Regions from separate parts of the Homo sapiens genome. Here region 2 is linked to region 1. Evidence: read pairs that join two places in POLR2A ChIA-PET (ENCODE). Cell type or tissue: OCI-LY7. All regions are shown on one strand. Each heading gives the region's core, and the rest is flanking DNA. Links, peaks and the distances in the headings are about the cores only. Region 1 has its middle 110 kb from the start of BCL2L14. Region 2 overlaps ETV6 (ETS variant transcription factor 6).

Evidence for each region. ChIA-PET counts read pairs that join two places held together with the same protein. Peaks named below come from ENCODE experiments on the same cell type or tissue, not always from the same donor. Only the 100,000 strongest peaks of a DNase experiment are listed, where the experiment ranks them.
Region 2: POLR2A ChIA-PET joins it to region 1 with 5 read pairs; 3 of 35 experiments call an interaction of 5 or more read pairs at or near these places.

Annotation. Positions count from the first base shown.
Region 1 is chr12:11,956,189-11,972,098 of GRCh38, reverse strand. No RefSeq gene overlaps it. Among named protein-coding and RNA genes, the nearest start is that of BCL2L14, 110 kb to the left of the region's middle. RefSeq lists an enhancer at 12,325-13,524 and a silencer at 13,490-13,784. In OCI-LY7, for the core only: no CTCF peak of the experiment used is centred there; no DNase peak of the experiment used is centred there.
Region 2 is chr12:11,727,967-11,743,876 of GRCh38, reverse strand. All of the region lies in intron 1 of ETV6 (ETS variant transcription factor 6), which reads right to left. Among named protein-coding and RNA genes, the nearest start is that of ETV6, 86 kb to the right of the region's middle. RefSeq lists enhancers at 370-419, 9,636-9,685, 13,012-13,111, 13,352-13,461 and a silencer at 14,712-14,861. In OCI-LY7, for the core only: CTCF peaks have their summits at 9,380 and 9,585; a DNase peak (open chromatin) is centred at 9,579; H3K27ac peaks cover 421 bases.

The DNA of each region.
Region 1 (15,910 bases), core at 5,794-8,293:
CATACTCTCCAGCACCTGTTGTTTCCTGACTTTTTATTGATCGCCATTCTAACTGGTGTGAGATGGTGTCTCATTGTGGTTTTGATTTGCATTTCTCTGACGGCCAGTGATGATGAGCATTTTTTCATGTGTCTTTTGGCTGCATAAATGTCTTCTTTGAGAAGTGTCTGTTCATATCCTTCACCCACTTGTTGATGGGGTTGTTTGTTTTTTTCTTGTAAATTTGTTTGAGTTCATTGTAGATTCTGGATATTAGCCCTTTGTCAGATGAGTAGATTGCAAAAATTTTCTCCCACTCTGTAGGTTGCCTGTTCACTCTGATGGTAGTTTCTTTTGCTGTGCAGAAGCTCTTTAGTTTAATGAGATCCCATTTGTCAATTTTGGCTTTTGTTGCCATTGCTTTTGGTGCTTTAGACATGAAGTCCTTGCCCAAGCCTATGTCCTGAATGGTATTGCCTAGGTTTTCTTCTAGGGTTTTTATGGTTTAAGTCTAACATTTAAGTCTTTAATCCATCGTGAACTAATTTTTGTATAAGGTGTAAGGAAGGGATCCAGTTTCAGCTTTCTACATATGGCTAGCCAATTTTCCCAGCACCATTTATTAAATGGGGAATCATTTCCCCATTTCTTGTTTTTGTCAGGTTTGTCAAAGATCAGATGGTTGTAGATATGCGGCATTATTTCTGAGGGCTCTGTTCTGTTCCATTGGTCTATATCTCTGTTTTGGTACCAGTACCATGCTGTTTTGGTTACTGTAGCCTTGTAGTATAGTTTGAAGTCAGGTAGCGTGATGCCTCCAGCTTTGTTCTTTCAGCTTAGGATTGACTTGGCAATGCAGCCTCTTTTTTGGTTCTGTGAAGAAAGTCATTGGTAGCTTGATGGGGATGGCACTGAATCTATAAATTACCTTGGGCAGTATGGCCATTTTCACGATACTGATTCTTCCTACCCAGGAGCAGGGAATGTTCTTCCATTTGTTTGTATCCTCTTTTATTTCGTTGAGCAGTGCTTTGTAGTTCTCCTTGAAGAGGTCCTTCACGTGATGGGCAGAATCCTTAAACTCAGAAAATATTACAATAGGTATTAACTGACACCACATTATAAAGAATATGAAGAGGAACTGTTATTCATGACATGCTAAGAAATGATAAAACCAGGCCTGCTAAGACTAATAGTCACCCACCTCCAACCTTTAAAGAGAGTTGAGACTGGGCGTGGCCACTCATGCCTGTAATCCCAGCAGTTTGGGAGGCTAAGGTGGGAGGATCACCTGCACCTAGGAGTTCAAGACTAGCCAGGGTAACACAGTGGGACACTTGTCTGCATAAATAAAAAATTAGTCCCAGCTATTTGGGAGGCTTTGGTGGGAGGATTGCTTGAGCCCAGGAGGTTGAGGCTGCAGTGAGCTATGATTGTGCCACTGCACTCTAGCCTGGGAAACAGAACAAGAGACACTGTCTCAAAAAAAACAAAAACAAAAACAAAAAACAGCCAAGAGTGCAGATTCCTTTGGAGGCACGTGTTAGAAGGCTCGTAGAGCAGAGGAGTGAGGGACACTTCCCCTCACTGTAAGCCAAGTGAGAGGGGCTTTAGGGGGCTTCCGTATACTACTGGGAGTGGGAGGAATATGAAGACTGAGAAGTGACAGTAAGATAGGCCTGAGAAGGAAGAACTGCAAAAAGAGAGGGAGGGAGAGTGAGTTGCAGTAGGTGTGAGCTGCAGTTTCCTAGACAATGGTGAGGAAAGGCATCCATTATCCATGGATATAGATTGAGCCATGCGGGAGGCAGACAGCCCGGAGCCTTCCTGAAGGGACTCTGTCCATAGACCCCCCTGGACAGATGCGGTGACCAGTGTGAGGAGATCTCTGGGGGGAAGCTGAACTTTGTGCCTCCAGAGAAGCCTCATCTGTTTTAAGTAGGATGCTCTATAACTTATCACCTAACTGGAGATACTTTTGAGAAAGAATCCTTTCTCAAATAGCTGCCTACTAACAGATAGCTGAGGCAACAGAATTCCACTGGAACTGTCCCTGCAAAGTGGACATACGGTCACGTTTGTGTTATGTTAACTGAGTTGGAGGTTCCCAGGACAACCTGCAGTGTCTTTCACAAAAGGGTCAGCTTTGCATATCTGCCAGGCTCAGCGGGCACCAGCACCAGGTTCTGAGCGTCCCCATCATGTAAGACTGCTGCTCTTTTCCTCTAATACCCACTGCCCTGAGTCTGATCCTGAATGGCTCAGAAGCGGCAGCTGGGGAGTGTGCGAGGAGGGTCAGTGGGGGAGATGGGGAGGACATTGGCCACACAGCCCTGCCTGGCTACTGGCAAACAATCACCATCTGCAGTCTTGCCCTACTGTAAGAGGGGAGACTCTCCAATATAAATAAAAGCTCAGGGTTTGTATTATTACCATAGCCTGGCTACTTAAAATACTCAAATGAGGTGGTGCCTGCGACTGAAAATGACCCTTGTGTCCGGGAATGACTCAGAAAGCCACCTGCCTTGTCTGAAATCTCAACTAGGGGCAGAGAAAGAACCTCTTAAAGAGAAGGTTTGAAGGGACAACAGAAGAAAGAAAGTTGTTTTATGATTGTAAACTATAGAATATATTTCATTTATTAAAATATGACTAAGAGGAAATATGAGCACCTCACCTGAATTGTGCACAACTACTACACAAATTGAGTTGAAGTTTTGAGAACTTCCCCAAGAGGCTGACTCTCAGCATTCCTCATGCCCTGAAACGAAGCAGGAGTGTAAAATCGATCTAATCTGGTTGAATTCAATTCAGGAGATTTATGTCTAGGGCCTAGCACATACTTAGCCCTTGATAAACATCAATGAATATGAGCTAGTGTAATGATTTACTGAGCATCTACTATGTGCCAGAGACGCATATTATCTCATTACTTATAATCACCTTATGAGGTTCAAGGTCCCAGCTCCCCTTCTTCAATCATAGAGTTAGGATTCCAACCCAGTTTTCTTTCTGCTATCCTCTTTTACCATCCCAAGAGTTGCCAAACTTCTTAAAGAACAGAGCGAAGAAGATACACTTGAGTTAGTCTGTTTTTGCATTGCTATAAAGGAATATCTGAGATTGGGGGATTTATAAAGAAAAGAGGTTTTATTTTGGCTCACAGTTCTGCAGTTCGTACGCGAAGCATAGTGCTGGGATCTGCTGCTGGTGAGGCCTCAGGAAGCTTTCGATTATGGAGGAAGGTGAAGAGGGAGCCAGTACCTCCTATGATGAGAGAGGGCTAGGAAGGTGCCACACTCTTTGAAACAACCAGATTGCCTGTGACCGCAGAGCAAGAACTCATTACCACGAGGAGGGCACCAGGCCATTCATGGGAGGTCTGTCCTTACCACCGGGCCCCACCTCCACCACCATGGGAGGTCACATTTCAGCATGAGATTTGGAGGAAACAAAGCATCCAAACCATATCACACTTCGTTAATTTTAGAGACTGCTTTGCAGTCAGGTATGGTGGTTAAGAGGAGTGACGTTAGTACCAGATGGCCTGCGTTCAAATCCTGCTTTTGAGCCTTACAAACTGTGTGACCTTGAACAAGGTGCTTAACCTTTCTGTGCTCCTATAAAGGGAAGTGATAATATTGGTTATGTATTTCATAGGGTTGTTGTGAGGTTTAAATTAGTTAATATGTGCAAAGGGCTCAAGAAGATTTTAATATGTGTTTAAAAATACTGACCGTTTTTTAAAAAAGTTGACTGGTATTATTTATATGCTTTGATTATCTCATTTCCCAGATGCTTAGAGCACAGAATTCTCCATGGCCCATGAGATTATAAACACTGCATCCTGATACTAAAGGACTCTAACCTGCCCTGGAAAGCCTTATTTCGTCCTGTTCTCTGGTCAGCCAGGGCCCTCGCTGCCCCTGTGGGAGGTCAGCCTCGTCTTGTCTGTTGTTTCTGCTCATGTCACCCCCCCACCGCCTGCCACTCTCACCTCCCAGGGTTCTAGGTTCTTCCAGTTTATATTATGGCAGAGATTAGATCTGCATCTGTGATGACCAATCTTTCATCTTGTTGCTTTTCTCCCCTTTCATGTTATTTGCTTTTCTCAACAAAGGAAACTTGCAACTTCAGGTCAAATTTCCTTTAGTAAAACTTTCCCCCAAGATAAAGTCCTTCCCAGAAGGCTGCTTGGAACAGGAATCTGAGAGCTTCCTTTTTCCTTTGCTGGCAGAGTTTCCTGTTTGCCTTTATGGTTGAGCCAGCCTGTGCCCCAATCACTGTGGATGGAAGGGACCCTCCAGGAGGCCGCTGCAAGACTCTTGTTGGAGATGCCTTACTATGAACTCACGAGCCAAGTCTGAGAAGCTGCCTTCGCTCTTCACCTTGCCTTCCCCACTTTTGCATTTTTCAGTTTATATCACCAGACTGAGTATTGGTTCCACCACCAGGCAATGAAATAGCCTCCTCCCTGATTCCGATCTATCTTCTCAGTACACGCTGATCTGTGGTAGACAGAGTCTATATTAAGGGCGCTAAATGTGAGGGCAGGCTTCAAGAAGGCTGGCTTCGAAGCGGGCCAAGAGCTCCTTGTTAGGCAGCCAAACCACAGGCGACAATGTTTGAAGTTGTACCAAGTGTCTGGTCAAAGCAGAGATGGTAAGATTAAAAAAAAAAAAAAACCTGCCTTAGAAATTGGGAATTGGAAAAAGATAGAATTTATTCCATGCTGAGCAGCACATAGAGGAGATGAAGCTGGTCTAAAGGAAGGAAAAGTGTCTGGGAGGTGAGAGCCCAGCTAGTAGGAAACAGCTCCAGAGGGAAATGGCCAGGTGCGGGGGGATGGAAGAAAGCTGGGCAGAGGTGTCCTAGAGGATTAACGAGAGGAAGACACTGGATTCACATGGCTGCAAAGAGGACTCTCAAGCTGGAACACAGAAAGTTGGCCTGGAGTGCACCAAGAGAGAAGACTTGTTTGACAAAGGCCCGTAACAGGCAATAGGGCATACTGGATAAGACCATGGGGTTCTTGAGACAAACTGAGTTTAAGTCTCATCTCAGTAATTTATTAGCTAGTGAAGTTAGGCAAATAATCTGTGCCTCAGTTTTCTTGTTTTTGAAATGGGCTAATAATCATGTCTACCTCTTGGGTTGTTGTAAGGATTAATTGAGATAACATGTCTCAAACGGCCTAGCAGAGGACCTGACACAGTACTTGATCAATAATTGTCGACTGGCGGCAGTAGTCAAGTGGTATCTCGAGGGCAGGTGTCTCAATGAGCTGCTGGTCTGGAAGAGGGTAGGGGTGTCCTGAACAAATAGCCAAGTTATGATTTCCCTCTTCATAGACGGTGTCCTGGAATTCCTTACAGGGTGGGAAAGGAGATTTCTACTCAAAACAGTTGGCTGATTGGTGTGATAATGAACCTGGGGTGGCCGCCTGAAAGGGGGTCAAATTTAGAGTCTGGAGTGAAGAGTCACCTTTAACTCCCTGGGAGCATCTGCAGGGAGAAGTGAAAATCAACTTTATTTCTGGATGATTCCCTCATGGTGAGTTTTGCCTTTGGAGAGCAGGAAGTTGGAGACGCAGCATGGCGTGGAGATGAAGGGAACGTGCTGGAACAGTGGTTCTTGGTTGGGAGTGTCCAGTAGAATCACCTTGAGGCTTGCCAGGACACAGATGGCTCCACCTGACCCCCCAAATTTCTGACTCATTAGGTCTCTGATGAGTTCCCAGGAGGTGCTGATACAGCTGGTCCAGGGACCAGACAGTGAGAACCATGGCTACAGAGTCAGACAGACTTGGTTTTAAATTTTCATCATTAAGTAGTTTTATGACCTTAGGCAAGTTATACAACCTCTCTGATCTTCAGTTTTTTCATCTGTAAATAGGACAATAATTAAAGACAAGTTAAAAAATATATACAAAGTATCTAGTACTCAAAAAACAGGAACTATGATGAGTAGAGGGTAGAGACTGAGCAGGAATGGGAGACTTCAGGATCTGGAAAAAACTGTAATTCAAAAAGTCACTGGCCTGGAGTGGTGGCTCACGCCTGTAATCCCAGCACTTTGAGAGGCCGAGGCGGGCGGATCACTTGAGGTGAGGAGTTCAAGACCAGCCTGGCCAACATGGTGAAACCCCGTCTCTCCTAAAAATACAAAAATTAGCCAGGCGTGGTGGTGCGTGCCTGTAATCCCAGCTACTTGGGAGGCTCAGGCATGAGAATCACTTGAACCCGGGAGGTAGAAGTTGCAGTGAGTTGAGATCACACCACTGTACTCCAGCCTGGGTGACGGAGTGAGGCTCTGTCTCAAAAACACAAAACAAAAGAGCACAGAGAGGCCAGGCAGAGAAGCCAAGCTGCTGCTTCCCATTCTGCTCCCCTCTGCCCACATCATCAGTCACCAAGGTGGGCGGTGCTGGGAGTTTGTGTGGGGCAGAGGCACCCAAGGCAGCTTCCGAGAACCTGGCATAAGGGAGGACTGGGCTATTTTGAGCAAAATAGGTATTTCTGGCTTGTTTTTTCAGCTTAGTAACTCAAGGCAAAAAATCACATCCCAGAACTATTTTAAAGGCAGAGGAAACCTCCACTGAGCCGTAGCCCCCTCCTACACAGGGCTCTCAGGGCTGGATTTGGACTCCCAGAAGAACACAGTGTATCTGGGCCTCTGTGCTGGGCTCAGAATATTCTCCTGCGGCCCCATCTGTGGAAATGGAATCATGCTTCGAGGTTCTTTGCCTCAGTGAAGCTAGTGGCCCCTCACCGGCTGGTTTAATTTTTAACTCATCATCCGTTTTTTTTTTCCCCCTAAGGTTGTAAGCACTGCAAAATCATGATCTAGAACATATCTTTATATGCATTCTGTGATCTTTGGCAAAGGGCTGACCGGCTCAATAAATGGTAAACAATAGAGGGAGAAAGTGAGGAAGGAAGGAATAAAAGATGGAAGAAAGGAAAAAAGAAAGGGAGGAAAGGAGGAAGGGTGGGAGAGAAGGAAAGATAGAAGAAGAATGGAAGGAAGAAAAGATAAAGAAAGAAGGGACGGAGGCTGGGTGTGGTGGCTCATGCCTGTAATCCCAGCACTTTGGGAGGCCGAGGCAGGAGGATCACTTGGGGCCAGGAATGCAAGACCAGCCTGGGCAACATGGCAAAACCCCATCTCTACTAAAAATACAAAGATTAGTCAGGCATGGTGGCGCACACTTGTAATCCCAGCTACTTGGGAGGCTAAGGTGGGAGGATCCCTTGCGCTCAGAAGTTCAAGACCAGCCTGGGTAACAAAGTGAGACCTTGTGTCTGTACAATATTTTATTTTAAAATTAGCTAGGTGTGGTGGCACATGCCTATAGTCCTAGCTACTTGCGAGGCTGAGGTTGGAGGATTCTTTGAGCCTGGGAGGTCAAGGCTGCAGTTAGCCATGATGGTGCCACTGTTTTCCAGCCCTGGTGACAGAGCAAGACCCTGTCTCAAAAAAAAAAAAAAAAAAAAAAAAAAAAAAGATGGAGGGAAGGAAGAGAGGGAGGAAGGATGGGAGGAAGGAAGGAAGAACACGTTTCCTCAGCTTTCCTTTGGTAAGGCTTTCATTTCTCACATTCGGAAGAGCTGACTAGAGGGCATTTCCTGCTTCTGCAGAGGTTACTCCCGGGGAACAAGCTCAAGGCCTGTGAGATTGCACAGGACACAGAGGAGCATCCTAGTCACCAAGCTCTGGAACAGGAGGATGAAGGAGAATCAGAGGGAGTTTGACAGAGGTGGTTTGAGCTTTCTTGTTGCGTAACCTGAGACCTGCCTGATCCCTTTCTCTACCCGACGCCTGCTCCCAGAAGGAAGTGATATCTTTCTCCTCTGAACCCAAAAACCACTCCCTTTCTATGGACATGGTGTAAGGGCGGGTTGTGGGTGCTCTTGGGTGGCCCATGTGGGCAGAGCAGCTGACCACCACTCTGAGCATCTTCTCCTTTTTCCCATCAGTAAAATCCACAGGTCAAATGAGATTCCCAAGTGCTTCCACCCAGTCTCCAAGCCTCAGCTCATTTTGGTTTATGTGGCGTCAAAGGCCTCAGCAGGTCCACAAGCGGCAGGAGGCCCGACTGAATACATTCACCCGTTACCCGTGTTCCGGGCCCTTCGGCTCTGTGGGTTTGGGCCCAGATGATCTCTCTGAAATTTCATCCCCCCTGTCAACACAGTGCTGATGGGTGCCCCTCTTTGTTTCTGGCCCCCAACCCCTGCTCAGGAGCACCCACCTGTTTTCCATTTTCAGCTGTGTGCTTAGAAACACCTTGACTCTTCTCACACCTGCCAGGTAAATGGGTTCTCTCCTGCTCCATCTTGCTGTTAGCCCCTTTGGTCTTCTGTTGAGCTCCCTAACCTTTGCAGGGCGGCTAGTGCCTCTGGAGATAAGGGATAGTCTCTAAATTCTCAGCGGGTATTATTAGTATTTGCATTCTAAAATAGAAGTTTCTAAAGGCACGATCAATATTACCTTTTATTTTATTAATAGCTTCCACACTTAGTTCAGCCCCCTGAATACGTCCAGTAAAGGACTTTACAAATGGCGTCCAGTAAATACTTTACAAATGTTCCTGCCTTCAATGAGGATTTACACATCTGAATTCATGTAAATAATTTAAAGAATACTGGTACTTAACAACTTCCAACTTCATTTACTTTTTCCATTTTCTTCCATGCAGATTTATTTCTTTACTGTTTCCTCTGTTCAAGGCTTTATTTCATTTCTTTCTTTTCCAAGAATAAGATAATATATTGAACTCATAGCTAGAGGTAAATAAGTAACTTCCTGTTTAAATTTAGTTTTAGCCTACATTCTTATCTGTTATAATTACAGCATTGAATTATTTTAAGAATCTACCTACAATGGGGAACTCTTCTCTCCCCATGTTCTGCTTCAACCCATAAAGGAAGAAACTTCCACTAACATTGCCACTTTTTTGAGGAACTGCTATGCTATGTGTTTGAGTTGGTTTGGGCTGTTGTAACAAAATAGCACACTGGGTGGCTTAAACAACAGAAATGCATTTTCTCACAGTTCTGGAGGCTGGAAGTCCAGGGTCACGGTGTGGGCAGGGCTGGTTTCTCCTGTGGCTTGCAGATGATCACCTTCTGACGGTTTCCTCGCTTGGTCCTTTCTTCTGCGGCAGGTGGGAAGCGAGCTCTGGTGTCTTTTCCTCTTCTTACAAGGGCTCAAGTGATCTGCCCTGGTTCTATCACATTAGGGTCCCATCATCATGGCTTCATTTAACCTTAAGTCCCTCCATAAAGTCCCTATCTTCGAACACAGTCACACTGGAATTTAGGACTTCAACATACTAACTTTTTTTTTTTGAGATGGAGTTTGGCTCCTGTTGCCCAGGCTGGAGTCAATGGCGTGATCTCGGCTCACTGCAACCTCTGCGTCCTGGGTTCAAGCGATTCTCCTACCTCAGCCTCCCGAGTAGCTGGGATTACAGACATGCGCCACCACGACCAGCTAATTTTGTATTTTTGGTAGAGATGGGGTTTCTCCATGTTGGTCAGGATGGTCTCGAACTCCCGACCTCAGGTGATCCACCCACCTTGGCCTCCCAAAGTGCTGGGATTACAGGCATGAGCCACAGTGCCTGGCCCAACATATGAACTTCTGAGGGACACAGTTCAGTTCCTAACACTTGGTTGCTGCTTTTTTTTTTTTTTTTTTTTTTTGAGACAAGGTCTCCCTCTGTCGCCCAGGCTGGAGTGCAGTGGCATGATCTTGGCTCACTGCAACCTCCGCCTCCTGGGTTCAAGTGATTCTCCTGCCTCAGCCTCCCAAGTACCTGGGGTTACAGATATGTGTCACCACGCCTGGCTAATTTTTGTATTTTTAGTAGAGACAGGGTTTCGCTATGTAGGTCAGGCTGATCTCAAACTCCTGGGCTCAAGTGATCTTCCTGCCTTAGCCTCCCAAAATGCTGGGATTACAGGCATGAGCCATCATGCCGGGCCTTGGTTGCTCTTCTCTATAAGAGAAGGAGGAATTAATTGGATGGATGAGAGCTTGATACATGCATTGGGCCATATTTTTAGGGGTTGGAGCATGATGTAAAGACAGGGTCTCCTGGTGCCCCACCTCCTGCTTCCTGGCCCTCTCTGTGGAGGCCACAGGATGATGCTGTGCTTCTGGCCACCCAGTGAGCAGACTTGGGCTGCCCTCGCCAAGCCCCTCCTCGGGTCTTCCTGCTTTTCAGCCTGGGTGGCCAGTGCTGCACGGCAGATCTGTCTGCCTGCAACTCTGAGAAGGAGTGGAGTGCCCCATTTTGGTCCAGGCCAGGGTCTCCAATCAAACTTCATAAGAAAGCCCAGTTCTTTGAATGTGAGCTACTCGACTCCTGTATTTTAAACTGCACCCGCCCCCTGCATTCTAGCCTTTTCCATCCCTTTCCTCTGCTCCCTTTGTTTTCTCCGTGGCACTTTTTGTCTTCTGACATTTCTCCAGTTCATTCCTAAGAATTTTTAACATGCTTTCAAACAGCTTTCTGAAAAACATACACTGAAAGGTTTCGAGGTTAATTCTATCAAGGAAGGTGGGGGCATATTTAACTTAGGAACAAAAGCTTTTTAGGTGCAGCCAGGGGAGAGTATATTAACTGTTTTCAAATATGTAAAGCATGGTGTTGCAGAAGCATTACAAACAGGCTCTAGAATTTTAGCTTATGGAAGCTGTGGAAGGGAATGGTGATGATAGGGAACATTTATTGAATCCTTCAACATGCCAGGCAGAATGCTAAGGGCTTTTTGTCCATTTTTTGTTCCTCGTGATATAGCTAACACCATTCACCCCATTTTACAGCATTTTCCTGCCTCAGCCTCCCGAGTAGCTGGGATTACAGGTGCCTGCCTCCAAGCCCGGTTAATTTTTGTATTTTTAGTAGAGACGGCGTTTCGCCATGTTGGCCAGGCTGGTCTCGAACTACCGACCTCAGATGATCCGCCTGCCTTGGCCTCCCAAAGTGCTGGGATTACAGGAAACTGAGCCCCGGTGAGGTGAAGCGGCTGGTTCAAGAGTCCACCTCAGGTCTGCCACATTCCAGGGCCCCTGTGCATGGCGCTAGGCTTAAGAAAAGAACATTCTAACAATCAGAGCTGGCCAGCGATGCAATGGCAATGATTACCATGTGGTCTCTTCTCCGCTCTGAGCCTGATCCAGCGGAGGCTGGGTGACCATCTGTTAGGATTGCTGCAGAAGGGAGATCGATTTAGACAACTTCTAAGTCTCTTTCCAACTGTAAGATCTTAGGAAAACTTGATGGGCAGCCCCATGGGAAAGGAATTACATTTGTTCTTTGTAGCTCTGTTCAACAGAGTAGCATTTCTCAGCCTTCTCCATCTAGAAATCCTCAGTGTCAGAGGCAAGTGAATAGATACTCACTCCTTGGAGGTCTGGATAGAGCTGGCAATGGTTGCCCGAAGCAAACTTTTTTGTGCCAAATCTGAAAAAGAAATGATTTGAATTTTATATTATATACTAAAATATGCTTGTTTGTTTTAATAAAAAATATCTTAAATTGAAATGTAATTTTTTTTTTTTTTGAGACAGAGTCTCGCTCTGTTGCCTGGGCTGGAGTGCAGTGGCGTGATCTTGGCTCACTGCAACCTCCACCTCCTGGGTTCAAGCGATTCACCTGCCTCAGCCTCCCCAGTAGCTGGGATTACTGGCGCCCACCACCAAGCCCGGCTCATTTTTGTATTTTTTAGTAGAGACGGGGTTTCGCCATGTTGGCCAGACTGGCCTCGAACTCCTGACCTCAGGTGATCTGCCCGCCTCGGCCTCCCAGTGCTGGGATTACAGGCGTGAGCCACCATGCCCAGCCTGAAACATATTTTAAAAAGCATAACCATTCAATGCAAAGCTTAAATTCTGTTTCCCTAAGAAATCTTCATTTTAATTTGATTCATAAGGAAAACATGCCTTATTTATTTTATGGGTTTACTGATCCCCAATACATCACCTAGAGTCTCTGGGGGAGCATTTCTCCAAGTATGGGAAGCAAAGCAGTAGTGTTAAGACCAGTGGGGAGAAATTATAGAGAGGGAGATCAGATTTTATCCCAATTCAAGAGGGATCTTTCTAAGAGCTGCCATTGTGCAACAGTGGAATGAGTTCTCCTTAAAAGTAGCCAGTACTACTACTAAAAAATTTCCAAGCAGAGATGGGTCATGGGTGGGGGGAAGCTGCCAGTAAATTCTACTTTGGGAACAATGGTGCCGGAGCAAATTCACAGCCATGATTAAAGGAACAGGCAAAACCCGTGCTAACCACCACTTGAAGAAGACTCTGCACTTATAGGGAAGCCATCATTGGAGTATTAAGAGCTGACGTGGTCCTCACGATGTGCCAACCCCTTTAACCAAAGCTTTGATGTGCCATTTAGTTGTTGGAGGGACGCATATTGTCATCAATCCCATTTTCCAGGTGAAGAAATAGAGGCTCAAGGACATTAAATGCACCAAAGTCTCACAGCTGCCAGGAGTGGAGCTGGGCTTTGACCCTAGGCTGTTGGAGTTGGGTTGGGATTGCCTCTCCCTCCCAGTGCCTTCCCTGACCCTTCTGTCCTCACCCCCTCCCCATGATGCCGCTGCCTTTATTCTCAGCGCTGGCCTAGAAGGGATCTTGTATGAGGGAGGAGGACAGGCGGTGGTGGGTGGTCAGGACACCTGGACTCTGGTTCACACCCTGCCACTACCCAGGTGACCTTGGGAGGGCCGCTTACCTTCCTGTTTGTTTAGGTGCTGATTCATTGTTTCTGAATCTGCCACATGGGCCGTTTCTTCCTAAAACTCAAGGAAACTGTGCCACATCATGAAGGAGTCCCACTCCGCCACCAGTAGGACAGAACTGTAGTAAAAACAAAGTAGAACAAAGTAAACAACCAAGAAAAGAAAACAACCAAAAAGCAAAGCACCTACTGGGAAATGCCTCTCTCTCCTGGGGATTTACTTTCCTGGAAGGTCTCCCAGGCGCGGGACTCAGTACAAAGTATGTCTTTCACTGGACCAGGGAATGTCTATTAAGGGGTGCTCTCTTTGTGGTGCCCACCACCAACATTATAATAGGTTTTATTGGACTCTTCCTACTCACTGTGTATTTACACCTTCACAAAAATACAGATAATCATGCCCAGATGGCTGTTTGGTTTCCAGTTGAAACAACCATGTGATGTGATGTGTCGATGTGGGCCAGAGGTTTCAGCTGTGAATCATTTCTGGGTTTCCTGCTGTTATGGTGAGGTGGTGAGGCATCCTCGGGTTTCCCAGGGAGTCTCTGTGCTAACACTTCCCCCTCCAGAAACAATGAGGATAAAAGAAGTCTCCCTACCAGGGAGCCACGTTTACCACCGAGAGCTTTACCTTATAGCTCAGGGTGGGCGAGGCGAGTGTCAAGGATTTCTTTCCAAGATGCTTCTAAATCACAAGAGGATCTTAGGGGAGTTGAACCACTGTAAGAGTCTCACCCTTCATCTCTGTTTCATTTTTAGAAGAGACTCCTCCACGTGAGAGGCAAATGCACTAAGGCTTGGTATTGTCACATATGCTGGAAAACTTGCCTGAGTGTCCTGAGGGTCTCACAGGCTTTTCAATTTGTAGATTGCAAGAGAAGGCATTCTTTCAATTGGCTTAGCCAGACTGCAAACAGCTCAGAAGAAATGATCTGTTCCCTTATTCATTCCACAAGCATGCCTTGAGCATCTGCTAGGTGGGGCTATACAGATAAAGACACAGTTCCTTCAAGGAGCTCACAAGATGGCTAGGAAGTGTCTTCCATAAACCTGTCAATATGCAGACACAAGTGCAATATCAGAGGCGAATTCAAGGAGCGATAGAGGGAGAAACTGATTGTCTTGGGTAGGATGACAAGAGAAGGACATTCCAGGAAAAGAGCACAAAGAAAGGAAGGATAGAGAGATCCAAAGAGCTGCCACCTGGGAGGAGTTCATTGTGGCCAATGCAGAAAGCGAATTTATAGGTCAGGAGAGTATTGGGGGCTGGAAAACTAGATTGGGCGGATTATGAAGGGGTTTGCCAACCTGACTCAAAGAAGTGCGAATGAAGGCAGTAAAGAGGCAGGAGGCTGAAGGCAGGTCCAGTGGATTGAGGGGCCCAGAAGGGTTAAGATGGGAGAAAATGAATATTAATAAATTTATGAAGGAAATATTAATATTAATAGCAGTAAACATTATTGAATACTTTCTATGTGCATAGTAATGTGGCTAGGTGCTGCATTCACATTTAATACAGTTACTCAAAGAGATGGGTCCTGTAATTTTTTTTTTTTTTTTTTTTTTTGAGACGGAGTCTCACTCTATCTCTAGGCTGGTGTGCAGTGGTGCGATCTTGGCTCACTGCAGTCTCCGCCTCCCAGGTTCAAGCAATCAAGCAATTCTCTGCCTCAGCCTGCTGAGTAGCTGGGATTATAGGCACACACCACCATGCCCAGCTAATTTTTGTATTTTTAGTAGAGACGGGGTTTCACCATGTTGGCCAGGATGGTCTCGATCTCTTGATCTTGTGAACCGCCTGCCTCAGCCTCCCAAAGTGCTGGGATTACAGGCATGAGCCACCATGCCCAGCCAATTATGTGTGTTTTTTTTTTTTTGTTTTTTTGTTTTTTTTTTTTTTTTTTGAGATGGAGTCTCACTGTCACCCAGGCTGGAGTGCAGTGGCGCAGTCTCGGCTCACTGCAAGCTCCGCCTTCCGGGTTCACGCCATTCTCCTGCCTCAGCCTCCAATTATCTTTTATTTAACAGATGAAGAGACTGAGGCTTATGGAGGTAACAGAAATAAACTTCTCAAAGTCCCATAGATAGGAAGAAGACAGCAGCTGGCTCAAACCTTGGTTGTCTTATGCAAGGGAGAAATAAGAAATGTAAAAAAAGGAAAAGAAAGTCAATTTACTTGCCTTCAGTTATTTCTCTGACCATTTAATTATACACCACTCATTTAAAAATATTTTATTTATCCTGGCCAACGCTTTTTCCTCCAAAATCTTTGGTAGAAAGTTTAGTCTTTGCTTTTATCCTTTATTATTTCCCTCTTTTTGCAATCTTTACTACATGTACACAGTTCATTGTGAAAATCTTTTTAGGATGCACTCGTATGAAAAGCATAATGCAAAATGAAAATTCATCTATAAACAAACAGGGCAAACAGCATCTATTTGCGGTTTTCTTTGCACAGGTAGTTTGTTTCTCAGTGCTGAGCTTTGGAGAGGATATTCAGAGTGTCTGTTTTTCCATATTTTCTGAGCAGTACACTGAAGTTTTTAGAATGTGTGCATATCCACTGATATTTTGGCATCAACTGAGATGCAAAGTAATTGAATAGGACAAAAAAATAAAAATAAAAGGAGAGAAATGGTTTACAAAACCACCGTAAGCCTGACTTGTGTATTCATGGGATTTATAAATAGAGTTAGCTATAGTTAGGCTTTTCGTATGAGTGGGGCAGGGAGCAAGGCTGGGATCAGCATATGGATGAACAATAAAGGTATCCTCTCGCAGGTGATGAGCTCTGAGAACCACGTATCCTTGATCCCTGAGCCCTGATCTCTTTCCCTAATGGGGATCTAAACATTCATTCACAGACCCTTACAGTAACTCCAACAGAGGTGTGTTTTTAGGGGCGGAGCGGATGGAGTGAAAAGCTCTTCTTGGCCACACTGTGGATCTCTGTCAGCCTAGCAGCTGGTGAGATGAGTGGATGCTGAGAGTGATCCACAGGTGGGGAGACCTGGATAGTGGCTCTTCCCCTTCTCCCACATGATGGTGTTCGCAAGGGAAGGAAAGGCTCAATGTGATGTTCATGCATGTCCTTAGGACTTGTCAGAAAGGACTTCTAGACGGGGCATCTGTGTATGTACAGTATTCTTCAGAGTCTCGTGGTGGCAG
Region 2 (15,910 bases), core at 8,135-10,634, 230 kb after region 1:
GCATCACTGAGGGCTTTGCTCTTTTTTGTGTCCTTCTTTAACGGCTATATCCTGGAAGTCTTGTAAAAGGAAGAGAAAGAAAAGCGACGGCTCAGACTCACAACCCCAGCGAGCTGCAACTCAGACCTCCTTCAAAACTAGAAAGATGTTTTGCCCTGTGATTTATCTTTTCGAAATGTCTAGAGCTTAAATGGACCACACATGCCTAATAAGAAACTTGAGGTTTTAAAGATGTGACATGAGAGCCAGGGGAGAAGATTTATATTCTCATTCAAATGAGGAGAGTGTGGAGAACCGCTGAATAATGCCCTGTACTTGATACTACCCCACTGCTGGCCCAGGCTCTAGGCAGCCCCAGCAAAGCTGTTTGTATGAAGACACACCAGGCTCTAAGGGATACCCCAACCCTCACCCCCATCTGTAAGGAAGAAGGCTGGGTTACAACCAGGACCACAGTCAAACTGAAGAAATTCCCTCGCTCTACATATATCACATAATTCCTGGGTCACTTCAGGCTCCGAAATAAACAGAAATAGGAAAAGCCTCATGAATTCTACCTACAGTAACAAGCGCAAATGAGTCTGGAAAAGATTTATATCTCTGGAAAATGTTTACTACCAAAATAATTTTCAACAAAACCAAACAATACTGTACTTAAAAAGCAACGTAAAAGAAATGAGTCAATGTCTCCTCAGTGTTGCTGTGTGAGAGATTCGGATAACAATACCCAGCCTTTGTCGTCACACGGTATTATCTCAAAGATAAAAGAGGTCTGGCGCAGTGGCTCACACCTGTAATCCCAATACTTTGGGAGGCCAGGGCAAGAGGATCCCTCGAGCTCAGTAGTTCGAGACCAGCCTGGGCAACATGGCGAAACCCCGTCTCTACAAAAAATATGAAAAATTAGCCAGGCATGGTGGCATGTGCCTGTGGTTCCAGCTACTTGGGAGGCTGAGGTGGAAGGATCACTTGAGCCCAGGAGGTTGAGGCTACAGTGAGCTGTGATTGTGCTACTGCACTCCAGCCAGGGCGACAGAGCAAGATGCTGTCTCCAAAAAAAAAAAAAAAAAAGAAAGAAAGAAAAGAAAAATGAGATGAAGCTTATAAAATATTTTGATCTTCTTGCAACAAAGGTTCTCTACTAATGCAAGGTGTTATTATGATGAAGAATTTGAGAAATCCCAAATTAAACATTACTTTTTTATGTAAGCCTTAAGAATTAAACTTGTCTTTATGTTGTAAAATGGGAAACTAACTTAATTCAAAAGAAGACTGAAGATTGACAGTAACTGGGGAAGGAGGCAGAATTTATCCTCTTCCTTTTATAACTCGAAAAAGTAACATACAAACAATCTTATATACTGATTAGGAGTGTTACACACCTGTGTTTCCTTTAAAAAAATTTTTTCCAGAAGTCATAATCACCTTGGCAAGTAATTTCTACCTATACTTGTCAAATATCATAGAAATTTCCTGATTCTTAGGAATAGGGACTCAGAAAAGGCATCATTCCCTTCATTGTGGTCATGGGTAGAAAGTCTGGGGAGTTTTGTTTCTGACAACTAATTACTAAAGCAAGTTCTACTGACAAGGTGACTACTACCCTGCAAATGCCACCAGCATTAATACCATTCTAAAAAGTAAATGAATGAGAATGGAATACAGAAGTGTGTGTGCATGACAACAGTGATTAACGGAATATTAAGCAGCTTGAAATAAGAAGGAAACTCTTGTAGCCCTGTAGTTAAGACCAATTAACAGTTTATTTTACATAAGATTCTGTGCCTTCATTAAAACTATTAGTGTGCAACAGTACATAGAAAATATGCACTCAAGATCAGCTAACAATTCAGGAAACATTTTAAATCAGGCATTCTGGCTATTATCTGTGTATTAGAATCACCTGGAGAAACTTTAAAACACAATCCCAATAGCCAAGTAAATCTCCAGGGATGGGAGCCAGGCATGAACGCTGTTAAAGCTCCCAGGTGATTGCAATATGCAGAGCTAAAGTTGCGAATCACTGTCTTAAATCAAGACATAAATAAGCAGAATAAATCAAGACATATGTTAAAGGATTCTCTTTCACAATAGGTTTTAGAAACCTTATTAATCAATTTGCTAATTGTCCTTCCCTCCTGAGTAAATTATCACTGTCCTACCTTTAACCATAAAATAGAGATTATTTGTGTAATACAGGAAGTTCCTGAATGATGACTACCTGACCTACATATGAACAACTGCTCCAAGCAGTGCCTGAGCCATGGTTGTTATTTTCTCCCTATTGCCTCTGCAGCTCCCCCCATGTCCACCCCAAGGAAGGCTTCTCAGCTTCACTTTCCGGAGCTCCACACGGAGCAGTGTCCTGAGCACTGGCTGCACTTGTGTGTGGCAGGAGCAAGACAAGGTTAATAAAAAACAAGGAAGAGGAAAGGAAAACCCACCCCACTTTTGGCCTGCATTCCCTTCCCTCTCTCGCATCCAAAAGGCTGTGTCTGTCCATCTTCATGTGATCAAGCTCCAGACCACTTTCTCATGCTGGAGAATGGAGAGATTGGAGATTGGGGAACCACTGTTCCCTGGGTGAGGGGAATGATCCCACATGATGGCTGTCAAGGTTGCTACAGAGATGCACCTGTGCCATTTTAAAGGGGCCAGTGGGACACATTTTTTTCCTTACAGTAACCTTGCTACTTACCATGGTTCGGTCTTTATTTTTGCACACTGCACTATCAACTCATTATAATCTGAAGAAATGCCTTGAACTCCAAGCAGCTGACTAGTTAGTAAAATCTTAGAACCCTAAACAACTAGAAACCTTGAGCCTACTAAGGCTTTTCCAAGATAAAAGCCCTTCAATTACATGCTGCTATATCCTCCTAATACACCCACGAGTCATGTCACTAGAACTAGCACAAAACCTACCTCACAGATGTAGAAATTGAGGTTGAAGGGCTAAGAAGATCCCTGAATGAACCACATAACTGCTCTGGATGGGGCTAGCAGTCCTAAACCCAATGTTGTCTTCTTTCTCTAGAGTATACCCTCTGCCTATAGTATTTTAAAAACTCTTGGCCATCATGATAAAGTCTACGTACAAAGTGGTTCTGAAGGGTAAAAGTAGTTTACTCAAGAACCCGGCGTATTTATTTACTCCTTCCTTAATAAATTTTTTTTTAAAAGCCTCTGGAAATTTAAGTTCTTCCTGTAAAAAAAATTCTCAACAGTTTCTGAGCATCTTGATATTATTAGTAGTATTCTATCTATCCTTCCTTTAGACAAAATGCAATTCTAAACAGTGATAGAATTAGGAGAACAGTGGCATGAATATGGCTTTAATATCTGAAATTCACTGGGTTGTTCAAACTACTAGAGTGGGTAGTAATTCTCTTTGCATCTTTAGAAAGCAACTTGCAAACCAAGCTGTGAAAGCGTGCTACAGCATCAAGTCTTACTAGGGGCTTCAACAACGGTTCCAACATGTAGCTGCCAACAACTGAAATCTATAAATAGGAAAATCTGGAAAGTTTAACAAAAAAGTTGAAGGAGGGACTCTGAAAATCACTTGGAGCTTATAGGGTTGAAACAAGAGCTAGACGAGCACTAATATTTCCTTTCATGCAGTGGAATTCCCCTTTGGTTGTATTACTTTATATTCCTTGCCACAAGGAAATGAAATCTACACTGACGATTACGGAGATTTCTGCCTGGCGTAAAGGTACAAGGACCCAGCAGGCACAAATTCGTACTACGCACGAATGTAGTTTTTTGTTCCCATGAGAATCAGTGGTTTCTGAGTGGGTGAAAATGCATTTTAAAATCATTCTGATTAACAGAGGTAAAGCTGTCCTCTCAATTAACTTACTCTTATTAAAACCTATTTTCCAACCCTCAATTGTCATAAACCCATCCACATAAAGCAACTTGTTAACACAACGGGAAAAATTATGACTCTAACTTTTGAAGTCCAGCAACTTTCCCTAGAAAGTCCAATAATGCTTCTGATGGATCCCGTAAGGCACTGTCTAGACTCGCACTGTCCCACAGAAATATAAGGGGAGCCCCATAGGTAATTTAACATTTTCTGGTAGCTACATGAAAAACAAGAGATGGGTAAAATGCATCTAAATAACATAGGACACCTAACTCAATGTGGCCAAAATATTCTTTCAATGTATAGTCAATACAGATAATTACTGAGGTATTTTATGTTTTTTTCATACTAAGTCTTCGAAATCTGGTGTCTAGTTTCCATTAGAGCACATTTCAAATCCGACACTAAATTTTTGCTGGAAATACTTGATCTGTATTTAGAGTTCATAAAATTCACAGTTGAAAAGGTAAATTCACATATCCAAGCTATTCCAAACACACTTAAATAGGTTTTTAACAACTGAACTGTGTTTTTTAATTAAAATTGAATAAATTAAGAATCCCATCTCTCTGCTGCACTCACCATCCCCAGTGCCAGTGGCGAGCATGTGCACTGCAGGTTGGATACCTGGGCAGCACCTCACAGGGATGAGTGGGGGCCACGCACTATTCCCCATCCTTTCAGAAACATCATAAACTCTGGAGAGATGATGACAGAAGTTGACCCCTGTTCCTTTTCCTTCTTTTCCCCAACAGCAATAGTCATCAGAGTCCCTCATACTAGAGGCCCCTTACAGAGGACACAGGGCATGAAGGTGTTTTCCTGCCCTCTGTCCTCAGAGACCATGAGCCCCTTAGCACTCAGCAGAAAGAAGACAGTGGAGTTTAGGCTCCATCAAATTAAGTCTTCTCTGTCTCTCTCTCTCTTTTTTTAAAAATTACCTAACAAATTTCCCTAGAAGCTGAAAAACAAGTTGGTTCAGGACGCCACTTTGCAAAGTTTCAGCTCTCCTCCCCAACACAAATCATCACTATGCAGTGCAACCTCTCCTCATCTGGGTCAATCCTGAACTTGGCCATAACACTTCGGAGACACCTAAAAAACGTTGCGCAGCCACAACTCTTAGAGCTCGGGGCACTCTTTTGGATATGACTTGTTTCTACCATCTTGAGTTTGAACCGTAAAACAGGTTTAAACTTCTCCAAAGAATCATTTGCACCCCTCAGAAGAAAGATGAGTCTCTAACTAGGAGAAAATAGAATTAAAATGGAAGTTCTTTACAAAGTGAAATACCTGACTCGAAGTTCCTAGAGAGCATGTCTGTGCCTGGGGTGTCGTCATTTGCTGGCCTGACTCCCAGGCTGTAGGTAAAGCAGCTGTGGAAAAGTGGCACAGGGCAGAGGCGCAGTGGGTCACACTTGTAATCTCAGCACTTTGGGAGGCAGAGGCAGGAGGATCACTTGAGCCCAGGAGTTTGAGATGAGTCTGGGCAACAGGGCAAAACCGTCTCCATTAAAAAAAATTAAAAATTAGTCGGGCATGGTGGTACATTCCAGCTACTTGGGAGGCTGAGGTGGGAGGATCACTTGAGCCCAAGAAGTGCAAGGCTGGTGAGCCATGACTGCGCCACTGCACTCCAGCCTGGCTGACTGAGCAAGACCCTGTCTCAAATTTAAAAAAAAAAAAAAAAAAAAAGCAAAAACAAACAAAAAACAGAGAGAGAGAGAAAGAGAAAGAGAGAGGAAGGAAGGAGGGAAGGAGGGAAGGAGGGAGGGAGGGAAGGAAGGAAGGAAGGAAGGAGAAAGCAAGCAAGCAAGCAAGCAAGCAAGCAAACTAGCAGAGCAGCATAGGCTTTCTATGCTGTGACTGATGTTGCACCGGAAGGAATCCTTCTTAAAACGAAGAATGCTACATGGTAAGATACACCCAAGACACCACCATATAAACAACCTCTTACCGAGACTAACCTTACAGTTTAATGCAACTTGCATTCATTCTATCTCCAATTCTAGCCATCGTTATTGGCTTTCCTCCCCTTCCCTGCAAGGCTAAAAAATAACAAAAGTCTAAGCCTGAACAAACACACTCATTTACTTCCTCCACATTTATGCTTCCCCCTAAAACTACAAAAAAAGTGGGCAGGGGCAGATCTGAGTCTCAGTCTCCTTGGCTATGAGATGGAGAAAACTGCGTTGACTGACTGATGAGGCCCTGAGAAAATCAGTTGAGTTAAAATACATGAAAAAGGCCATACAAACCATGATGCATTATTCTCACACCATGGCTTCCATTTCTTTCTGACCTAGGTTCAAAGACCGATGCTGCTTCCCTCATCCACTTCTTCCATCAAGTGCCTAAAAAATTAATATGCATTGTCTCACCATAAGACAACATTTTACATATATTAGAGCACCAGGAGATAGAAGACAAGTAGTTATTTTCCTCGGTTCAGACTAGAAAAATAAATCAATCTAATTTTCAGAGGCTTGCCTCTAACGTGTCTCATCTACATGACAGGGCAAATACTGATAGAATAAAAATCTCCATATGACCCTGAATTATCCTACAACCTCAACAAAAATCCCACTTGTTTCAAAACACTGTTAATAAACACTTTTTAGTTGCATAAACGTGTTGAGAACACCTCTTAGAACTGCGTGCAGAGTCTAAATTCAGTGCCTTACACAGGTCCCTCCCCATCCATGGACTCAGCTGCAGGTGCCCCTATTCAGGACTCCCTGTCCTGACTGTTGTAGAGTTCCAGGCCAAGTCACCCCAGCCCATGCTGGCCTGAACTCCTCAGCAAATCCTTCCCTTCAGTCTGGATCTAGGTCTTGTTCTTCACAATCCCTTGTTTCTTAATTGATGGTTCACTGGAGCTTGGACTTTGATTTCCACGACTGTGGGCCTACTGTACCTTCATCCACCTCTCAGACCCCCAAACCACACAGGAGCCCCAGGCCCTCCCACACACCCAGGGGGGAAGGTTATCATCAAAACTCTGCAGGCACAGGGACCTTGTCTGCCTTGTTCACTGCCATATCCCTTACAACTAGAACAGAGCTTGCACTGGACACTCGTGAAGTATTTACCAAATGAATGAATGAGCCTCATTAGATGAGCTCAAAGTATTTCTAGTGCCAACACAAATTCATCTTTTGTCCTGTGTTTCCACCTAGGGCCATCTACTGACTTACTGATGAAGTTTGAAGTCTAACTGTCTACATAAAAATCTTGCTACAAGCTGCCAGCCCTGCCCCATCTCCTCTCCAGTAGATGCGCTCACCGCCCTATCACCCAGTTCTGTGACTTGTGTTTAAGCCTTATTCCAGTATGTTCCAAGTTCCTGGAACACCTTACCTACTATGATCCCATCCCATCAAGTCTGTTCCCTCTCGAAATAGATACTTTACAATGTATTTATACTTATTCCAAAAAAGCAGCACCATTCCTCAAAAATACTTTAGAAACACCTCTTTCAGATCTTTCAGAACCAGTTATAGATAACAGTATATTGCCGTTTCTTGTACCTGATCAAAAACAATATCAAGTATACCTGGACAGACTTGACACCAAATGTCACCTATCTCTTAAAATTTAAATCCCATCTCAAGGATCAAAGTTGTTCATTGCTCTAATTATCTATGTAATGTTTCTCTCCCAGTTAGACTAAAAAAGGGGACACAGACTATGTTTGTGTGTGTTTTTTAAGACTGCCCTGCTCCAAGAACAGTGCCTGATACACTGTAGATACTCAACAATTGTCTGGTGAATGAATGATCTGAAGACCTTTGTAAAAGATTTTTCTTTCATTCAGCAAATATGTGCCTGGCACTGCTAAGGGCTGAGAATATGGAAATGAGTGAGAAAAGAAAATCTCTATCTTCTTTAAGGAGCTTATAGGCTAGAGGGAAAAAAAACTTACTTAAGGGAAAAGGAAAAGAAACTATCATTTATTGTCAACTACTATGTGACAGGCACATACACTGTTTCATTTAAACTTCCCAGCAATCAAAATAAGGGCGACATTTAAATTCTCATTTTAAAGACTAAAAACTTGGGATTCAGCAATGTTATACAACTTGCATAATAAGCGACGAGCTGGCCGGGCGCGATGGTTCACGCCTGTAATCCCCGCACTTTGGGAGGCCAAGGCGGGTGGATCACCTGAGGTCAGGAGTTCGAGACCAGTCTGGGCAACATGGTGAAACCCCGTTTCTACTAAAAATACCAAAAATTAGCCAGGCGTACTGGCGGGCGCCTGTAATCCCAGCTACTCAAGAGGCTGAGACGAGAATCGCTTGAACCCGGGAGGCGGAGGTTGTGGCGAGCCGAGATTGTGCCATTGCACTCCAGCCTGGGCAACAAGAGTGAAACTCCATCTCAAAAAAATAAAAAATCATCATCATCATCATCATCGTAAGTGACAAGCCAGGCCTGGAACCCAGAGCCTACTGATAGCAAAGTCTAGGTCTTTTCTTTGATCACGCCAAGCAAGGGCTGTTCAATTAAGTAGTTTGTTTATTAGGGTGACAACTTTTCAAACTCCAAAACAGACAACACTTACGTGGATGTTTGCTCTTCAGCCTCACCCCATACTATTCAATAAATCACCCTAGGTGCCACCCACTGATCTCACCACTAATCTCACCAAAGACCAACTCCCATAACCGTAACTCGCAGAGACATCAAGAAGCCAAAGGCTTATACAATTGGGGGTCTGTGACCCTATTCTATCCTGGGAGGTACTTTCAGCAGAAGTGGCCATGTGAATGTTGGTGGGTCTACTACAGACACGTATAGTGGGGTGGGTGGGTTAAGCAGCAGGTAAACCCTGGTACACAGGGAAGTGAAGAAATAGGAGGCTTGGAAGCAGGACCTAGTATTAGTAAAAAAAAAAAAAAAAAAAAAAAAAAGGCCACCTTGCCACCTTTGCACCTTTGGGACACATGCCATAAATTACGAAGACATTTTGCCCATTAATAAGTAGAAGATGAAGAACAGAGCCTTTCAAGTTTCACTTCCATGACACTTTAGAGACGAAAGGTTTCATATTGTTATCACAAAAGACCATTAGGGACCACGTTTTCCTTTTCCTTAGATGTCTTCATTCAGTTCTAAAAATATTTTTGAGCAGTATAGCATAGTGGTTAAGAGCTACGGCTTGGAAGCATCCAGGCTTACTTTGCCTCTTGGCTCTAGCACTTACTGTGTGACTTCATAGAAGTTACTTAAACACCCCAAGCCTAAGTTTCCTCATCTATAAAATGGAGTAATAGCAACACCGGCCCTACTGCATAAGATTCTGAGGATTAGAGGAGATAATGCCCTACAATTTTGCATAGTGCCTGGAGCATAAAAAGCTTAATAAACATCAATGACAAAAGTACTTGTACCAGCACTGTGATAAATCCACATACCTATGTATAGACATACAGATATGGTAATTTCTTCTTCTTCTTTTTTTTTTTTTCTTTTTTTTTTTTGCTCATCTCAGCCCCCCAGGTAGCTGGGACCACAGGTGAGCACCACCACACACAGCTAATTTTTATATTTTTTGTAGAGACGAGGTTTCGTCATGTTGCCCAGGCTGGTCTCGAACTCCTGAGCTCAAGCAATCCACCCATCTTGGCCTCCCGAAGTGTGGGGATTACAGGCATGAACCACTGCGCCCAGTTCAGATGTGGTCATTTCCGAGATGGCTCAGCAGCGCCACCTGTGCTAGGCTCAAGCTATCACCTAATTACATAGGGGACTATATGATAAAAGATACGATGTTCATGTACAACTATTATCTACTATGGAGTTTATATCACTTTCAAGTGCCTCTGCAAACTGTTTTTTAGCAGGGAGAAAATAAGAATAAAAATGGGAAAATGGAAATCCAAAGATCTGATTCCTTTAAAGATGCTGCAATAGAAGTAGCCACTGCCAGGTCTGCATCTCCTGGTGCAATCAGATAATCCATCTATCTAGATTGGATAGATACTTGAGGAGGAATAATTCAAGGTAATTTCCGTTACACCACTATCCATGTTTTCTCAAGGGAAAAACATGTATTTGCTTCTTTTGATTAACATGTTAGTGGCTGCAACTAAAACATCAAGTGGTCGGCCGAGCAGAGGTTTTCCTGCTGGTTTTACAAAATCAGTACAGCGGGCCACCTCTCAGCATCAGCTTCGCCTGGATTTACAAGTAAACTCTTCAGTATGGCTGAACAGGGTATGTGGGTGTGTGTATATTGGTAGCTGTATGGAAACTGGATTGCTCTAATAATAAACACATTTCATTCCCTGCATTGAGGGTGCTGGATCCTTGCTAAAGATCCTTTTTTCCACTTAGTTCCATAAATATTCCGGGGAAGCATGGCCTAGTGTGAGTTGTCAGAATGAGAACCTGTTGTGATATTTCATCAGCACCCACTCACAGTGCACTTACTCTCCTTTACCTGTAACTTACACCTTCTCTGTACCCTCTGGAATTAAACCGAAGAGAAAGGATGAAAACAAGATGATATGTCAGAAAACACGGTGCGGGGGCTTGAAGGGCTAAGAAGAATGAAGTGGTTAATTTTTTTTTTTTTTTTTTTTTTTTTGAGATGGAGTCTCGCTCTGTCTCCCAGGCTGCACTGCAGTGGTGCGATCTCGGCTCACTGCAAGCTCTGCCTCCCGGATTCACGCCATTCTCCTGCCTCAGCCTCCCGAGCAGCTGGGACTACAGGCACCTGCCACCATGCCTGGCTAAATTTTTGTATTTTTAGTAGAGACAGGGTTTCACTGTGTTAACCAGGATAGTCTCAATCTCCTGACCTCATGATCCGCCTGCTTTGGCCTCCCAAAGTGCTGCAATTACAGGCGTGAGCCACTGCGCCCAGCCCAAAGTGGTTAATATTAATATGCTGAGTACCTTCCATGTGCCAGACACATAAGATACTGTATGTTTCTATTTCATCAATGGAGAAACAGAGTCTGAGTGGGGTTAAAGAACGGGCTTCCCAATGTCACACAGTGGTGCTAGAATTTGAAGCAAAGTACGTCAGATTCTAAAGCCACAATCTTTCTACACTTTCACCCCAAAATGAGGAGTAAGAATGAAAGTGACACTGTGGATTTAAGGAAGATAATAGAAAGTCTATTAGAAATATATATTTTTTGAAACTTGTATCATTTAACATAATGATTACAGAGCTGGAATTGGGCAATTGAAATGGAGAAGAGCATCTTCTGACATCCAGGGTCATGTGTTCAGGCTCAGGGACAGGGTGCTTTCAGAACAAGGGTTGTTCTTGGTCCTCTAGAGGCAGAAGGAGGACGGGGTGGTCTGTGTGTCGGATGTGGCCAAGCTGGAGCACCAAGGAAGCCCCCAGCCCTGACAAAGCAGCACATTCAAACGACACAGTGCACGATGGCAGAAAAAGATGGGGTGGGATACAATGGGGGGAAACTCCCCAAGTCGGTGAAAAGGTTTGTACTTGAAGGACAACGTCCTTCTCCAGAGTAGAGCTTACTAAAGGAGATGCATCCCATTTTCTTTTTGAACCTCTCCTGCTTTCTACTTCCAGCTTCTTTCCTCCTGGTAAGTTTGGGCAGGAAGGGGCCTTAGAAATTGAGACCAGCATCCTCATTTTTCAGATGAAAAACCTGAGATCAACAGAAATATTTGAGATCACACTTCTTGTTTCGGAAATCAGGTAGTTAGCAGTTCTTGTTTTCGTTTTTCACCATATAGTGCAGTAAAGGGGAAAAGGGTAGACAAAAAAACAAGAAACCAGAAATATTACTTTGCAGAGACATTTCCACGTACCTCGAACTGCACTAGTTCTGCGACTGTGTGCTCAGTGTTGTCTTCTACCAGGTGATGCTAAAGATTTGCACTGAGCCATGCACACACTGCTGTCTAGGTCAATTCTTAAGGTAGCTGCCTAGATTTAAGGTAAGGACTGCAGGGTGGAACATCTTCTCTTTATGCAGAGCTACCTGAACTGGTCGCCTTCTTGGGTGACCCAACCATGCTGGTTTGTCTGGGACTGAAGGGGTTCCGGGGATGTGGGGTTTTCAGTACTAAAACTGAAATCCCAGGGAAACTGGGACAAGCCGGTTACCCTACTGCCTTCAGTAGGATCACATTTTCAACTGAGCTAATACATACAGACAGACAAAATGCATTTAGCTGGAAGTTTTAGCTGGTAGAATACCAGCTAAATGGTAGTTAACATTTTAATTTTTTAAGAAAATTAGCAAGATGCAAATTAATGACTATGAAGGGCTTTGAGCCCTTGGGGAGGAAGGTATTCTCAAAGTAGGAAGTGTTAAGTTCATAAAAGAAACAATATGAGAAGGCAGTGGGGCTTTTTCATACCTAACAAGTATGACTAAACCTGTAAACACTTCCTGTTCCGTCCCATGTTTTTCTGAAATTCGCTTTTCCTTAAAGGCCAATAAGACAGAAGAAAAAAAATTATTCTTTCTCTTCTCTTCTTAAGAATAACAGTGGGAAATTTCAAACCTCCAAAGACGTCTAAAAGTTTAATAAGCTCTTGCTTTTATATATAAATATTAAGGAGAAACAAACAACACTCACTTTTCTCCATAAGCATCCTGCATTCTTACTACATGAAATTTTGAGTACGTAGAAAACCATCTGATCAGGGAAGACAAATACTCACACTTAAGTAGCACTGACTTACTCCTCCACCTAGTTATATTTTCAATACAAAAATTTTTGCTTTAATTAAACACTGTGTTAGGTGCTGACAATGCAACACCGAATAAGAAGGACATACCTTTATTTCATACATCACAGTATCCTAAAGATCAAAACCTGCCTTTCTAGACTTAGTCATGACTCTTCTTATTGCAGTGGAGAAAGAGGGCTGCCCCTAACAGCAAAGCTCACACTTAAAATCATTTCTCCCCAGCAGCACTTCCCATTCACAAAGAGCAGTGCTACAAAAGGCAGCCTCACTTTCACCTGTTCTGGGTCACCAACTACACTGGAGGGGCTTGGCCTAGAATCGGGTAGAGGGGATGTGAAACCAAGGAGGGGGTTACACTGGGGAACATGTCACTGGGCCTCTACTCACAGAAACAGCTTAAAGCCACCTGTACCCACATTTGGGAAACGTGTGTCTCTGGTCTCCTGGAGGCATAAATTGAACATTATAATATTCTAGGGAAGAGCAAACAGCAACCCACTGAGGGGTCTTGGGCCATGGGAAAGTCTTCCATTCCTCTACTTCTGCTCTAAAGGGTTGATTGTTGTACACTCCAAAGCAAAAGAGGAAAATCAAACCCAGCTCAGAAGTCCGCCCACATTCTGCGGTGGAGAGAGTTGCCAAAACCATTCTCTGCACCTGTAGGATGAAGTCGCAGGTTCACAGAGCAGGGACAACTGTCAGATGTCCACCCCGCAACATGGCTCCCTCACAGGAGAGTCCACAGTTATGGACCTAGGTTCTCTGCTGGGCTGCGCTGGACAACCCGTCCTTAGAACTCTAAATCCTGCCTTTGCACAGGCTTCCTTGGAGCTCTCTGAGGCCTTGGTGACTTGCACCTTTGTGCACACTACAATTGGCTTCCTTGAGCTTGGCAACCCCAGAGCAGCAGCCTCATTGGACTTCTGTTTGTACAGGACTTGTCAAGCAGGTTATGCTGCTTTTCTGCCACCTTTCTTTCCAGACACCTCTAAAATGTAAAGTTATCAGGAAATAAGAGAGGGATAAGGTTTTCTCACCACAATCCCAGAGGCCTACAAAGGCTGCCTAGACCGTGGGCTTTGCTGAAGGCCTGCTGCTGGTCTCTTAAATGGTGAGGCATGTTTTTTAAGGATTGTAGAGGAAGAGTTGTCAAATATAAGGTCAGAGTCAAATGCACTGTGTTTCTATCATTACTGCTGGCCTCTTTACAGAGGGAGTAAAATGCACCCCTCGACGCTGGCAGCAAGTCCTCTGGTTGCATCAATAATTTTCGCTTGCACAGAAAAATCCCCCAGTAACGCATAGATGGTCATGAACTCCCCTTTCTATTTTGCAGACCTAGAAAGCGTGGTAGAGAGAAATTAAATGCCTTTGTGAATCAGCAAAAAACACATAGGGATAAAACCCAGGACAGCTGGTCTACCTGCTTTAACCCATGCATTCAGCACACCATGGGGAAAATAGTTATTTTTTCACTACAAAAGAGGTGACCTTCTACTTCAGACATGTAAGATAAAAAAATTTTTTAAAGATACGGTTGTTTTGTTGAGAGAACAATCAATAAAATAGTAATGCCCAGTACAGTTTTATCCAGAGGTCAAGGTAGTATCTAACCAAGGTCAAGACTGTATTGAGTCAAGAGTTCAAAGGCCACTATCTTCCCCATAGTATGAGTCAGTCAAACTGAGATTGCTTCAAGGTTAAGGAAGGAATCATCAAATTGCCAACAGTCATACCAAACAGGACAGGGAAATTGGCTATTCCTGTCACATCTCCTTTCCATTAATTATTAAGTAGTTGACTTAGGGAGCAACCCTCTCAGATTCGGGGAGAGTCCATTTATGAGACATGAACTCAAATCTACCACACAGCAGCCCAGTCCCCCCCACCTGATCCCACATGGCTGCCTGGCAGTTCTAAGGGGCTTCCAAAAAATTCTCCAGTTAAAGGCACAAAACCTTTGAACAGGCCTTCAATTCTAGTGCTCCCACCCAGATGAGACTACTCAGGAGTTGAGATAAAATCCTGAAAACATGGGCAAAGTTCAACTGACAGCTGCCCCTTCTAGGCCACGAACTGGCACACCTGGCCAGTTGGCAACGGTTCCTTCCTTCAGCAGATCTTACCTGCCTGAGCAGGAAACGGTGATAAGGCTAAAGCTAGTTCATGTTGACTGTCACGCTTTCTCACACTTGAGCAGAGCCCAATTTAGAAATAGCCTTAAACTGTTGCTTCAGTTCAGTATGTCACAGAGCCATCAAAAATAATAGAGAATGTATGTCAAAGTGTTTTGTAAGCTGTAAAGCCCAACCTACCGTAGTACATATTATCATTTTGATATTAAATAATGCTAAAGAAGAATATTAAATTGTAAATAAACATTGATAACTATGGAACCATGTAGGTATACGGCTAAAGACTTGAAGTCAGATACGGGTAACTGGTAACTATGCAAAAAGGCTCAATTAGAAAAAAATCTTTTCAGGTGGTTTAAACATTTAATGAACAATAAAGTGTAAATGGTTTCCTTTAATTATAGATGTCTATGATCCAATTCAATAGTGAAGCTAATGTCATAAATCTTAACCTGAAGGGGATTTCTAGGTAGATTTCCTCAAGTCCAGCCCTGCGTCCTCTATGACTGCAAAGTAAATGGACCTTTTTTTTTTAAGGCATAGACAAGCAGTCCTCAACCTTTTTGGCACCAGGGACTGGTTTGGTGGAAGAACATTTTTCCACGGACTGGGGGCAGAGGGATGCTTTCAGGATGATTCAAGCACATGACATTTATCATTAGATTCTCATAAGAAGCACACAACCTAGATCCCTCACATGTGTCATTCACAACAGGGTTCGTGCTCTTACGAGAATCTAATGCTGCCACTGATCTGACAGGAGGCGGAGCTCAGGTGGTAATGCTCACTTGCCCGCCACTCACCTCCTGCTGTGCGGCCCAGTTCCTAAAAGGCCACGGACAGTACTAGTCTGCGGTCTGGGGGTTGGGGACCCCTGGTATAAACTGTTCTTACAGGAGGTATAAAAGTGCTTGTCACTGCATAATCCACCTGTAATTTACTCCTCTGTGCCGAATAAACAGCCAGCTTGAAGAAGGAGTAGACAGGTGACAGAAGCCTTTACATAAGGCCCATGAACTGAAGCACAGGCCTCAAGTGTTATAAGAAGGGGAGGCCGGGGAGCGGTGGCTCATGCCTATAATCCCAGCACTTTGGAAGACCGAGGCGGGCAGATCACTTGAGGTCAGGAGTTCGAGAACCGCCTGGCCAACATGGTGAAACCCCGTCTCTACTAAAATTTTAAAAATTAGCCAGGCGTGGTGGCGC